4 separate regions of the Homo sapiens genome follow, and all the other regions are linked to region 2. Evidence: chromatin contacts called from ENCODE Hi-C or POLR2A ChIA-PET data. All regions are on one chromosome and are shown on one strand. Each heading gives the region's core, a stretch centred on a gene start or an enhancer-like site at or near the end of the contact. The rest is flanking DNA. Distances are from core to core; before and after follow the strand shown. Region 1 overlaps LINC01258 (long intergenic non-protein coding RNA 1258). Region 2 holds the start of TLR1 (toll like receptor 1). Region 3 overlaps KLHL5 (kelch like family member 5). Region 4 holds the start of LINC01259 (long intergenic non-protein coding RNA 1259).

Evidence for each region. Hi-C counts contacts between places; a loop is a spot of excess contacts on that map. ChIA-PET counts read pairs that join two places held with the same protein, here RNA polymerase II (POLR2A). Pooled maps may share reads with other maps.
Region 1: a map with no recorded cell type shows a loop between it and region 2 (5-fold over the local background). The contact joins the enhancer-like site here to the promoter of TLR1 in region 2. A Hi-C loop is called at or near these places in 4 of 37 single-sample maps with no recorded cell type and 7 of 50 pooled maps. POLR2A ChIA-PET finds 5 or more read pairs at or near these places in 2 of 52 experiments (GM12878 and activated B cell).
Region 3: a loop to region 2 is called in a pooled map, with 3 times the contacts of the local background. The contact joins the enhancer-like site here to the promoter of TLR1 in region 2. A Hi-C loop is called at or near these places in 6 of 37 single-sample maps with no recorded cell type and 10 of 50 pooled maps. POLR2A ChIA-PET finds 5 or more read pairs at or near these places in 1 of 52 experiments (activated CD4-positive, alpha-beta T cell).
Region 4: a loop to region 2 is called in a map with no recorded cell type, with 7 times the contacts of the local background. The contact joins the promoter of LINC01259 here to the promoter of TLR1 in region 2. A Hi-C loop is called at or near these places in 9 of 37 single-sample maps with no recorded cell type and 5 of 50 pooled maps.

Annotation. Positions count from the first base shown.
Region 1 is chr4:38,449,033-38,451,732 of GRCh38, reverse strand. LINC01258 (long intergenic non-protein coding RNA 1258) reads left to right here. Exons shown (of 8, transcript NR_110951.1): 5 at 494-558; 6 at 1,693-1,789. Among named protein-coding and RNA genes, the nearest start is that of LINC01259, 59 kb to the left of the region's middle. Within about 2 kb of position 1,317, at least 5 of the 41 ENCODE cell types and tissues checked have a DNase peak (open chromatin) inside an H3K27ac peak, as active enhancers do.
Region 2 is chr4:38,803,386-38,806,155 of GRCh38, reverse strand. TLR1 (toll like receptor 1) reads left to right here and starts at 1,365. Exons shown (of 4, transcript NM_003263.4): 1 at 1,365-1,402; 2 at 1,774-1,850. RefSeq lists enhancers at 365-534, 1,493-1,662, 1,597-1,766, 1,674-1,843, 1,710-1,879 and 1 more.
Region 3 is chr4:39,123,987-39,126,686 of GRCh38, reverse strand. KLHL5 (kelch like family member 5) reads right to left here. Exons shown (of 11, transcript NM_015990.5): 11 at 454-2,700. Among named protein-coding and RNA genes, the nearest start is that of WDR19, 57 kb to the left of the region's middle. Within about 2 kb of position 1,371, at least 2 of the 41 ENCODE cell types and tissues checked have a DNase peak (open chromatin) inside an H3K27ac peak, as active enhancers do.
Region 4 is chr4:38,508,468-38,511,167 of GRCh38, reverse strand. LINC01259 (long intergenic non-protein coding RNA 1259) reads right to left here and starts at 1,401. Exons shown (of 3, transcript NR_149076.1): 1 at 1,221-1,401. All of the region lies in intron 1 of LINC01258 (long intergenic non-protein coding RNA 1258), which reads left to right.

The DNA.
Region 1 (2,700 bases), core at 68-2,567, 350 kb after region 2:
TGGCACCTCCCCCGCTCCTTGCTCCTATTTTTTTTGCCATGAAATGTGGCTGCTTCCTGTTTGCCTTCCACCATGACTGGAAGCTTCTTGAGACCTCCCTGGAAGCAGATGCTGCTATGCTTCCTGCACAGCCTACAGAACCATGAGCCGATTAAACCTCTTTTCTTACAAATTACTGAGTCTTAGGTATTTCTTTGTAACAATGCAACAACAGCCTAATACAATGAACTATGCTGCCATAAACATGGATGTACAAGTATTTATTTGAGATCCTGTTTTCCATTCTTTTTGTTGTATACTCAGAAGTAGAATTGCTGGATCATATGGCAATTCTATTTTTAATTTTTTGAGGAACCTAGGTTAAACTTTTTGAAACTGCAGATATTGAACCAGTTTTATGTTTACCAAAAAAGCAGAACTTTAACACAATCTAATCTGTTTATTCCATCTCTCACTCTCTTGACTTCTCCATAACCCTATCCAACTGATAAAGAGGAATCAACTTCTTTATACAACAATGGCAGAGAAGTTCTACAATATGGAGTCCTGTGATAAAAGGTAATGCCAAAAGTTTGTCCAATGGTGACTTATGGTTCAGTCCACTCATTTTTGGTTTTTAGATTCTTCAGTGTCCTTCTTTTATCTGTTTCTAAAGTTACAAACTACCAGGAAATTTCTCATGGGAAAAAAAAATCTGTATCTTCGGATTATTTTACAAATCGGAAGACTAGAACATGTATATCAAAACCAGCTGGCGGCCCAGCACAGTGGCTCATGCCTGTAATACCAGCACTTTGGGAGGCCAAGGTGGGTGGATCACCTGAGGTCAGGAGTTCGAGACCAGCCTGGTCAACATGGCGAAACCCTGTTGCTAAAAATACAAAAATTAGCTGGGCTTGGTGGCGCATGCCTGTAGTCCCAGCTACACAGGAGGCTGAGGCAGGAGAATCACTTGAACCCTGGAGGCCAAGGTTTCAGTGAGCTGCAATCGTGCCACTGCACTCCAGCCTGGGTAACAGAGCCAGACTCCATCTCAAAACAAACACACACACACACACACACACACACACACACACACACACACACACACAAACCAACAACTGGCACCAGGGGGTCTTCCTTAGACAGGTCATACCTTCTCCAGTCCTACAGACACAGAGTCCCTTTTGATCTCTAATGCTGATGTGCACGTCAAATGCCACGTGTCTTTGTGACATGGCTTTTTCTAAAGCTGGTCCTACAGGCTGTTTGCACCTGCGATCCCTGGAATCACTTCAGTAAAATCAATGATTAACAAAGAGCTACTCTCCGGCCCTTTCCTGAGAGCTTGTTTTGAAGAAGTTAGAACTCTTTGCAAGGCAGTAAACCCTTCCTGGGAGTTGGCAGGAAAAGCCAGGAAGTCTTCTCATTATTATTGAGCACTGATCTTCCTTGTAGGGGCATATACCTAGCATACCAAAATTTACTCTCTGCAGCCCCCAACTTCCTGTCAGTAACACAAATGTAGGACATAAGTGAAGCTTTGCGAAAAAGGAGGATAGGATTTATTGTTCTGTTTTTAATTGAAAGCCCAAATAGCGATATTGATTGGTTTGATTCCACCAGAGAGTTAAACAATTTCCTTCCACATCCCCAAATCCCCAACTATGCAGAGCTGCAGCGGTCACCACCAGCCTCCTCAATGTTGTGCAGGTCCAGCTGACTGACCCACCAGCTGGTGACCAGCAGAGCAGAGGAGGAGCAAGCACAGGACCTTCACCTTTCCTGCCAGGTGTGGGCGCCAGTCAAGGTGGGCTCCAGGCTCTGATGCAGGCATGAGAGGATGTTGCAGCAGATGTGCTGCTTGCTTTTAAAGCTCTGGAACACAACAAAGATGAGGTTTTCTGTAGATGTGTACATGATTTTCATATAGAAAGATTTCCTTTTTCCTAAAGTCTAGAAAACAAGTAAATACCAAGTGAATCACTGACCTCCCAGAAACTATTTTATGCTCATGGTATGCACTGGTGGAGGGAGGTGACTAACGCAGGGCAGCCGAGCTGAGTACTTAAAGCTGGTTTTGCTCAATCTGTGGTACGGGTACTCATAGGGTAAGCATGATAATTTGGGGGTGATACACAGATATACATTTACAAATGTTAATAGTGTGATGTTGACACATGGAAACAGAGAGGGGAACAACAGACACTGGGGCCCAGCAGAGGGTGGAGGGTCGAGGAGGGAGAGGATTGGGAAACGTAATTAATGTACACTAGGCTTAACATCTGGATGACAAAATAATCTGTACAACAGGCCAGGCATGGTGGCTCATGCCTGGAATCCCAGCACTTTGGGAGACTGAGGCAGGCAGATCACGTGAAGTCAGGAGTTCGAGACCAGCCTGGCCAACATGGCAAAACCCCGTCTCTAGTAAAAATACAAAAATTAGCCAGGCGTGGTGGCATGTGCCTGTAATCCCAGCTACTCAGGAGGCTGAGGCAGGAGAGAATTGCATGAACCTGGGAGGTGGAGGTTGCAGTGAGCCGAGATCACACCACTGCACTCCAGCCTGGGTGACAGAGTGAGACTCCATCTCCAAAAGAAAAAAAAAAAAAAAAATCTGTACAACAAACCCTCATGACAAAAGTTTATCTAAACAAACCTGCACATCTACCCCTGAGCTTAAAATAAAAGTTTAATACTAAAAGAGAAAAAAAAAGA
Region 2 (2,770 bases), core at 116-2,615:
CAAAAAGAAATGCCCAGGTATGGGCTAGGGGTGGGCAGAGACACACACACTTGTAATCATGTACACAACTGGGAGTAGTGGGGATGAGTCTGTGGGGAAAAACAGGAATTCAGAGTGCTGAGAAGCTTCCCTTACTGCCCTGCCCACTTCCCTCCCCTGGGCATTGCTCCCTCAGCCTGGATTCACAAAGTCAATGCCTTTGGGAGCCAGGAACTAAATTCTTAGTCAAAGACACCTCCCTCCTGTCCAGTTATGGGTCTCAGGGAGGAAATGGCAGGTGGGTGGTTTCATTCTTTCAGTTTCAGAAAATATCTGTAGACATAACATATTTCCTCTATTAAACAAATTCTGAGGTAAGGGGAAACAGAGAGAGACAGTCAGAACATTATAAGTCGAAAAGAATCTCAGCATTCTTAGTTTAGGGAAGTTGGCCTTGCTCGCTGTGTGGTAGAAAAGCTGATTACGGGAGAGAACCGTGGAGGGAAGGAAGGGAGGCAGTTTTGTCATCCCCACATCCGGTTTTGACTGGACACCATGCAGGCTGAGATCAACTTCAGAGGCAGTCAGCTGGAATCCCATAGCTTTATTTGCCCATTTATTGTGTTGTTATTTTGTTGTTGTCATTACTGGAAAAGGCAAGAGTAGAGCTATCAGAATGTCTTCCTTGAACATGCTGTCAACAAACCCCAGGATTTTTATAAACCCTATGTGAAAAACACGCTAAGAATCTCTTTTCTTCTTAGCATATTTTTCACTTAGGGTTTACAAAAATATGTTTTGAAGAAAGCTTGAAAAGATCAGTGGAAAAAAATTCAGCACCAAATTTTCTCTGAAAATCAACTTGTCAAAAAAGACGTGATTAACATCCATCCTGTAACCAGCACATGAATGATCTTCCCTCTTTACGAGTGTGCTTCAGCAAAACTTTAATCTCGACCCCTCCCTCTTTCCACTTTTAATAGTGGATGGATGAAAAGGCAAGAGGAAAAACAAAGCAGCCGAAACACACCCAGACGCACACTTCTGCCAAGCATAGCCACCACGGTAAGCATTTTGAATTCAGCCAATTATGATCTGTGGATTATTAACATTACCTCATTTACTTCATCAGTGTAGACAATAGTAAACTGACTGTAGTGAAATTTGGAACCATAGAAACGTGATTCTATTTTAATACAGGCCTATCAGGTAACCCACAGACTATGCTACATATGAATAAGAGAAAATAAGTTTATTCTTAACTATGTAATGTAATTCCAGTGGAATTCGGTAGGTGGCATAAAACAGCCTTTTTGTTTTGTTTTGTTTTCAACACCAAATGTGGTTAACAGTGAAATAAATTCAAGGAAGTGCTTGAATTTCTTACAGACTGCCAAATGGAACAGACAAGCAGGTTGTCTTGGTAAGCAACACATTCTTTTCTTTTGTAAAAGAAAATAATTGTATAGCTAGTTATTAAGTACAGAAGTCTCAAAAATCTGTGTAAGTCCTGGGTGTTTTTCTAAGTGGGTTATATTTCTGATATGTATATAGTTACTGTGTAGTTTGTACTGGCATTTGTGTATCAGTTCTGAGTCCTAAATCAGAGAAAGTCCCCACACTCCTCTGGGAATAACACCTCGTGTGTGATTTGCTTATAGGAAATATTTTTGAGTTGGGAAATGAATATTTGGGTCACACACGTCTTCTGGTTTTCTTCCAGAGCAGCTGCTAGTTGTTGATTTTGACAGCATTTCTCTTCACCTAATCCCGCCATTTGTATTCTCTTCTCAGTGTTAAAGAAAATGAGATATAAGTCAGTTACTCCCGGAGGCAATGCTGCTGTTCAGCTCTTCTGTTTTTGTGGCCAGGTTTGTTTCAGTTTTTCTCTCTGGGGCCTTCCCACTAGCTAGTCCTTCTGTTTCTCAGGCCACTAACACTGTTCTGGGGAGCTAGACGTGAGGTAGAATTGCAGGTTTTGAAAATGTTTCCCAGGCTACATCCAATTTGGTCAAAAGACTTGAAAGTGAATTTGTTTTATAACAAAGCAAGAGTTCACAAAACCGCATAGAAAGCAAAGCAGAACAGTTCTTGAACTGTCTCAGATTCTTTTAACCTTTGGTTAATAGCTATTTGGTCTTGTGCAGAGAAGGCCCTTAGTAAATATTTACAGGACTAAACTTAATGGGCCAGATAGATTGTATGGGTATTGTCCATTAAGACCAGTCAAAGCCTTGATTTGATGCCTCCAAAGTCTCCAAAAGAAGACAAATTAAATGTATTGATTCATTGTATCATATAATGTGAGGCTAAACCTATCATAATAATGAAAATTCACAGAAGCTCACCTAGAGGCATTTTACACTTTCAAATTAAAGCATCCTTTTCTGCTCAGCTTATTTTTTGGATAGTAAAAGAGTTTAAAGGTTCTAAAATAGATGAGGCTCAGTCATGGTCATTAAGACGTTGATCAAAAAATTCTTTGGTCTAGGAAACTGAGACATTGATTTTCATGGATTTAGCAAGTTTGGTATATAAAATTCAAAGATCCTGGAAGTATTAAAAATCAGTTATTCCTGTGTATAACATTTTGATTTCTTAATTATAGAAATAAGAATGGTTTCATAAACTGAGTACTTAAAATTAATGACTTTAAATGAAAGGGCAAGATGGAGGTTAGGCAAATAGAAGATATTTGAGTCAATTAATTTAGCTCGACATAAAACTGAAGCTATGCTTTCATTAAATGCTTGCGTTAGCAGTGGTGAATCCATATGGGTCGTAGAAACTT
Region 3 (2,700 bases), core at 122-2,621, 320 kb before region 2:
AAATATAATTGTTTATTATCCACAAAGAAATATGGTCAAATGGAACCAGCTTGAACCTGGGCAAAGATCCAGGGCACTAGATTTGCTTCCCGAGCTTCCCTGGGTTTGCTTTCTAGATTATACCTCGTTAGCCCAAATAATTACCCAGGACTAGGGGGAAATGAGGGTGGCAGTGAAGTCTAGCGATGATGCCAATACCCACATCTGTCAATACGGCATTTCTTCAAGAGGCTTGCAAGTTGTTCAGCCCCAGGAGAAGATACAAAAAAACACGGTACTCTCCTACATCTCAGGAATGAGGACAGAGGCTGTGATGGAAGAGGTGGTGCGTTCATATAAGTTCTTTAAGACTCAGAATGATGAAAATGCCATAAGTAGCCTGTAATTTTTCATGGCATTTGATTTTTTTTACTCCAGTTAAAAAATAAAAAATATTACATGAGTATTATCTAGTCACAGTGAAATTAAATATCATTTTATTGAATATTTGTTTTTGTGTAAGAGTTATCAATAATTTCAAATATTACAGAGTTCATGAAAAGATGTCTATTTCAACTTTCAGAAAACATTTGTGGAATGCCTGCCATGTACCGGACGGTGGGGAAGTTCCCCGTTAACTCTCCCCTCATGGTTCTCGTTGTTTCTCACTCCCTTCTTAGGTTGAAATTAAGATTTAAGAGCCTTTCTGTTAGATTTTTAGAAATTCATTTATTTGCAAATTACAGTGAAAAATTTCTCTTCCAGATGCATATAAATCCGAAGTTTTTATCCTAGTGAAGCGTACAGAATGCTATTGTTATGACATTTAAGTATCATAACATAATGTAGCTAATAAAGCTTTTTAAAAATTATGGTAAAGTGTATGTGAAATTTACCATTAGTGACATTGAGTACCTTCACCATGTTGTGCAATCATCCCCAATAAGTAGTTCCAGAACATTTTCATCACCCTAGAAGGAAACTCCTTTTTAGCAATCTCTCCCCACTCCTTTCTCTCAGCTTCTTACAACCATTTATCTGCTTTCTGTCTCCATGGATTTGCCTATTTTGGATATTTCATATAAATGCACTCATGCAATACGTTGCCTTTTGTGTCTGCCTTCTTTCACTTGGCAAAAATGCGCTCAAGGCTCATCCATGCTTTAGCATGTATCAGTCCCTCATTTCTCTTTATGGCTGAATATTCTATTGTGCCGTGTGGAGATACCACAATTTGTTTATTCATTCATCAGCTGATGGCCATTTGGGTTGTTTCCTCTTTTTTGGCTACTGTGACTAGTGCTGCAATGAATATTTGCGTGAAAGTTTTTGCTTGAACACCTGTTTTCAGTTCTTTTCAGTATATGCCCAGGAGTGGACTTGCTGGGTCATATGGTAATTCTTTTTTTTAACTTATTGAGGAACTGCCAAACTGTTTTCCACAGTGGCTACACCATTTAACATTCCCACCAACAACGAATGAAGGTTTTCAATTTCTCCACATCCTCTCTAACATTTATTTTCTCTATTATTCATTTTTTTTCCTGTAGGTTTAGATCCTAGGTCTATTTCGTCATTCTAATAGGTGTGAAGTGGTATCTTCTTGTGGCGCTGATTTGCATAATGACTGATGAGGTTGAGTGCTTTCCATGTGCTTGTCGGCCATTTGTATATCTTCATTAGAGAAATGTCTATTTAAGTCCTTTGCCCATTTTAAAATTGGTTTGTCTTTTTGTTGTCGAGCATCGGAGTTCCTTATATATTCTAGGTATTAGTTCCTTACCAGATATGTAAGATTTACAAATATTTTCTCCCATTCTGTGGGTTGTCTTTTCACTTTCTTCATAGTGTCCCTTGATATGTAGAAGCTTTTAATTTTGATTTTTTTTTTTTTTTTTTTTTTTTGCTGTTGTTGCTTGTGCTTTTGGTGCCATATCTAAGAAACCATTGCCAAATCCAAGGTCATGAAGATTTATTCCTGTATTTTCTTCTCAAAGTTTTATGGTTTTAGCTCTTACATTTAGGTCTTTGATCTATTTTGAATTAATTTTTATATATGGTATGAAGTACAGGTACAAATTCATTCTTTTGCATGTGAATATTCACTTGTCTTAGCACTATTAGTTGAAGACACTGTTCTTTCTTCATTGAATGGTCCTGGAACCCTTGTCAAAAATCAATTGACCATAGTGTATTGGCGTAATTTGTTTCTGGACTTTCCATTCTACTCTATTGCTTTATATATTTTTATACCAGCACAACACTGTTTTGATTGAAGTAGCTTTGCAGTAAATTTTGAAATTGGAAAATGTGAGTCCTTCAACTTTATTCTTGTTCAAGATTGTTTTGAACAGACTTGAGTACCTTCAGTAACTTGCAATCCCATATAAATTCTAGGGTCAGCTTTTCAGTTTCTGTAAAAGGGTCACTGGAATTTTAATGGGGATTGTATTAAATCTATAGACTAATTTTGGGAGTAATGCCATCTTAACAATGTTAAGTCTTCCAACCTGCCAGCACAGGATGTCTTCCATTTATTTAGGTCTTCTTTAATTTCTTTCAGCAACGTTTTGTACTTTTCAGTGTCCAAGTCTTGCACTTTCTTGGTCAAATTTATTTCTAAGTATTTTATTCTTTTTCATGTTATTGTAAATGAAATTGTTTTAATTTCCCCTCAGGTTTTTCTTAGACTTTTGTGTGTTGATCTTGCAACCTGCAACA
Region 4 (2,700 bases), core at 152-2,651, 300 kb after region 2:
GAATTGTGAGAAGAATAAATTTCTATGGTTTGAGCCACCCAGTCTGTGGTACTTAGTTACGAGGCAACCTTAGCAAACGAACACACAGGACAAGAGAATATGGTTGGCTCAGCTTCTGACAGCATTTGGTGTATTTTCTTTGCCCTTGCATTTTCATTTGTCTGTCATGAGCTCCAAATGAGCTGCATACTTCATAGATTGATCTATTTAATTTTTAGGATTCTGTCAATGTTAAAAAATGGAGAAAGTGGATTTCCTTCCACAAAGTGGATCCCTGTGATTTGTGTAATCCATGTGTAGCTCCACTGTGGCAGCCTTGAAGCCCACAGGGCTCAGCCTCCCATTTTCTCCTCCAGCCAAAGGAACCTTCTAGACTTTCCTGAGGCTTGTAAGAGGCAGATGGCACAGGGTGGCTCCATCATGTACCAGACAGTGAGCAACTTAACCAATAACCCTTTAAGATTTCCGTTCCCTTTGAGTCTCCTTACCTTGGTCTTCCTTTCAACCTTTTCCTCCACAGTCAAGGAGAATCTAGGAGCCTTCCCGGTTGCTGGTGAAGCCTAAATTTTTCTTCTTGCTATTTTGCTATAAACACTCCCCTAGGCCTGATTTTCAAAATTGTATTTACCCAGCTTATGACTCTCTACAAGTTCCTCAAGTCTGACACAGAGGGTCTTTGACCCCTCTGTTGATGTGTGGTCAGGAGCTTGCCACATGGATCCCAGCATCTCCCCACACCACCATATGCCTGTGTGAGGGCTGGCTGGCGTTCGACCACAGAGAGGCTTTGTGACTTTGAGGCCTGGTATAATTCCTAAGACCAAAACATTGCAAACATTCCACTGATTTGTTGCTTCTTCACCCCTGGGCCTGGCCCACTCTGTAGCATTTCTGCTGCTTAGTCTACTCACAACACAAGGCTGCCTAAGTAGTCCTCACCTTGGTAGTACTCACCCCTTCCCTAAGTGTCTACAGCTTCGGGCAGTGCTGGCTGCACTGTAAGCCCCACAGAAGGACTCCAGGCTCCAGGTCAACCTGCAGCAGCAGATGAGGCTGGAGCCAGGGAGTGAAATTCACTCAGGCCTCTCTGCAGTGGTCCTGTTTCCCCTTCCAGGAAATAATCCAGTTTCTCAAGAGCTTAAGTGTCTCCATCAAAACTAGCTCAAACACCATCTTCCTGTGGTTTTATGAGGGAGTTTCTTGGAGAAACTGCTCCTAACCTTATATCCTTGAGCACTTCTCATCCAGTTCCAGATGACCTTCAGAAGGTGGTCCCACAAAAGCCAGGGCCATCTCACAGCTCGCCTCTGCCAGGGTGGTAGATTTGAGGACCTCCATGGTGGTGCCAGGTTGGCCTCCTCCCTCTCTGGCAGTCATGATGAAGGCATTCACCTGTCTTGTGTCTGAGCTGAAAGTGGCTCCTCTGCCTTAAACATCCTGGGTGGGACTCAGAACCATAGCCCGATATGGTTGACTTCTCACAGGAAGCCTCTAGTTTCACCCCACAACAACCACAAAATAGGAGTCTACCTTTTCATATCTCCAAAACAAAGTCCACCTCGTAGAGTGCATCGAGTAATGTAGACATTTAACGAGGAGAAGGAGAAAAGGGCTTACATCGCACTCTCTATTCAACACTTTGGTTTTCCACACTTCCTACCAGTTAAATTTCTTCTTCAGCCATCACCTGCTTGGTCTTCCTTCCTCCAGCGTTCCTTCTCCTCTCTGAACCCTTTCTTAGAATGTGTGTGGTCTGCAGATGTTTAATGTAGTTAGTATTTCACGCATGTTAATAAGGTCAAATTGGTTGGTAGTGCTGTTCAAATCTTCTATAGCCTTTCTGATTTTTCATTGTCTACCAGTTTTATCTAGAAGTGTTAAATCTCCAACTATGACTGTGATTAATCAATTTCTGCCTTTACGGATGATTGGGACTCATCAATGTTTTCTCCATGTATTTTGATGCTTTGTGATTAGGTTGCATACATGTTCAAGATGTTAGACCTTCTTGGTTAATGAATTATTTGATTATTATGAAATGTCTCTCTTCATCTCTGGTATTACTCTTTGCCTTGGAGTCTACCTTGATATGAATATAGCAAGCCAGCTTTCTTATAACTATCTTTTGCATGTGCTCTTTTACTTTATATGTCACAAGTCTGAGTCTTTATACTTAAAATATTTATCTTGTAAACAGTATACAGGTGGGCTCTGCTGTGTTATCCAGATTGACTATTTCTGCCTTTTACTTGAATTGTTTAATCTATTTACATTTAACCTAATTATTGATAGTTTGGGTTTCAGTCTGTCATCCTAATATTTGTCTCCTTTGTTCTTTGTTGTCTTTATTTCCTGCCTTCTTTTGAGTGAACCAACTATTTTTTAACTGATCGTTTCCTTTCCTTTATTATATTTTTGTTTTACTCATATCTTTGTGCTATTTTTTGGTGGTTGCTCTAGGATTTAGACATCCATCTTTAAGTTGTTATGGTCTACATTCAAATATTCTGTTACTTCTCAAACAATGCACGGATTTTACCATCATGTACTTCCATTTAGCACCTCTCCTATGAGGGGCACCACCTTCTGTCATGCTGATCGTGTGTGTGTGTGTGTGTGTGTGTGTGTGTGTGTGTGTTTTGGGGTGAGGTCAATCTCATGTGTAGTTGTTCTAGGTCTGGGTTCGTTTGTAACTTCAGT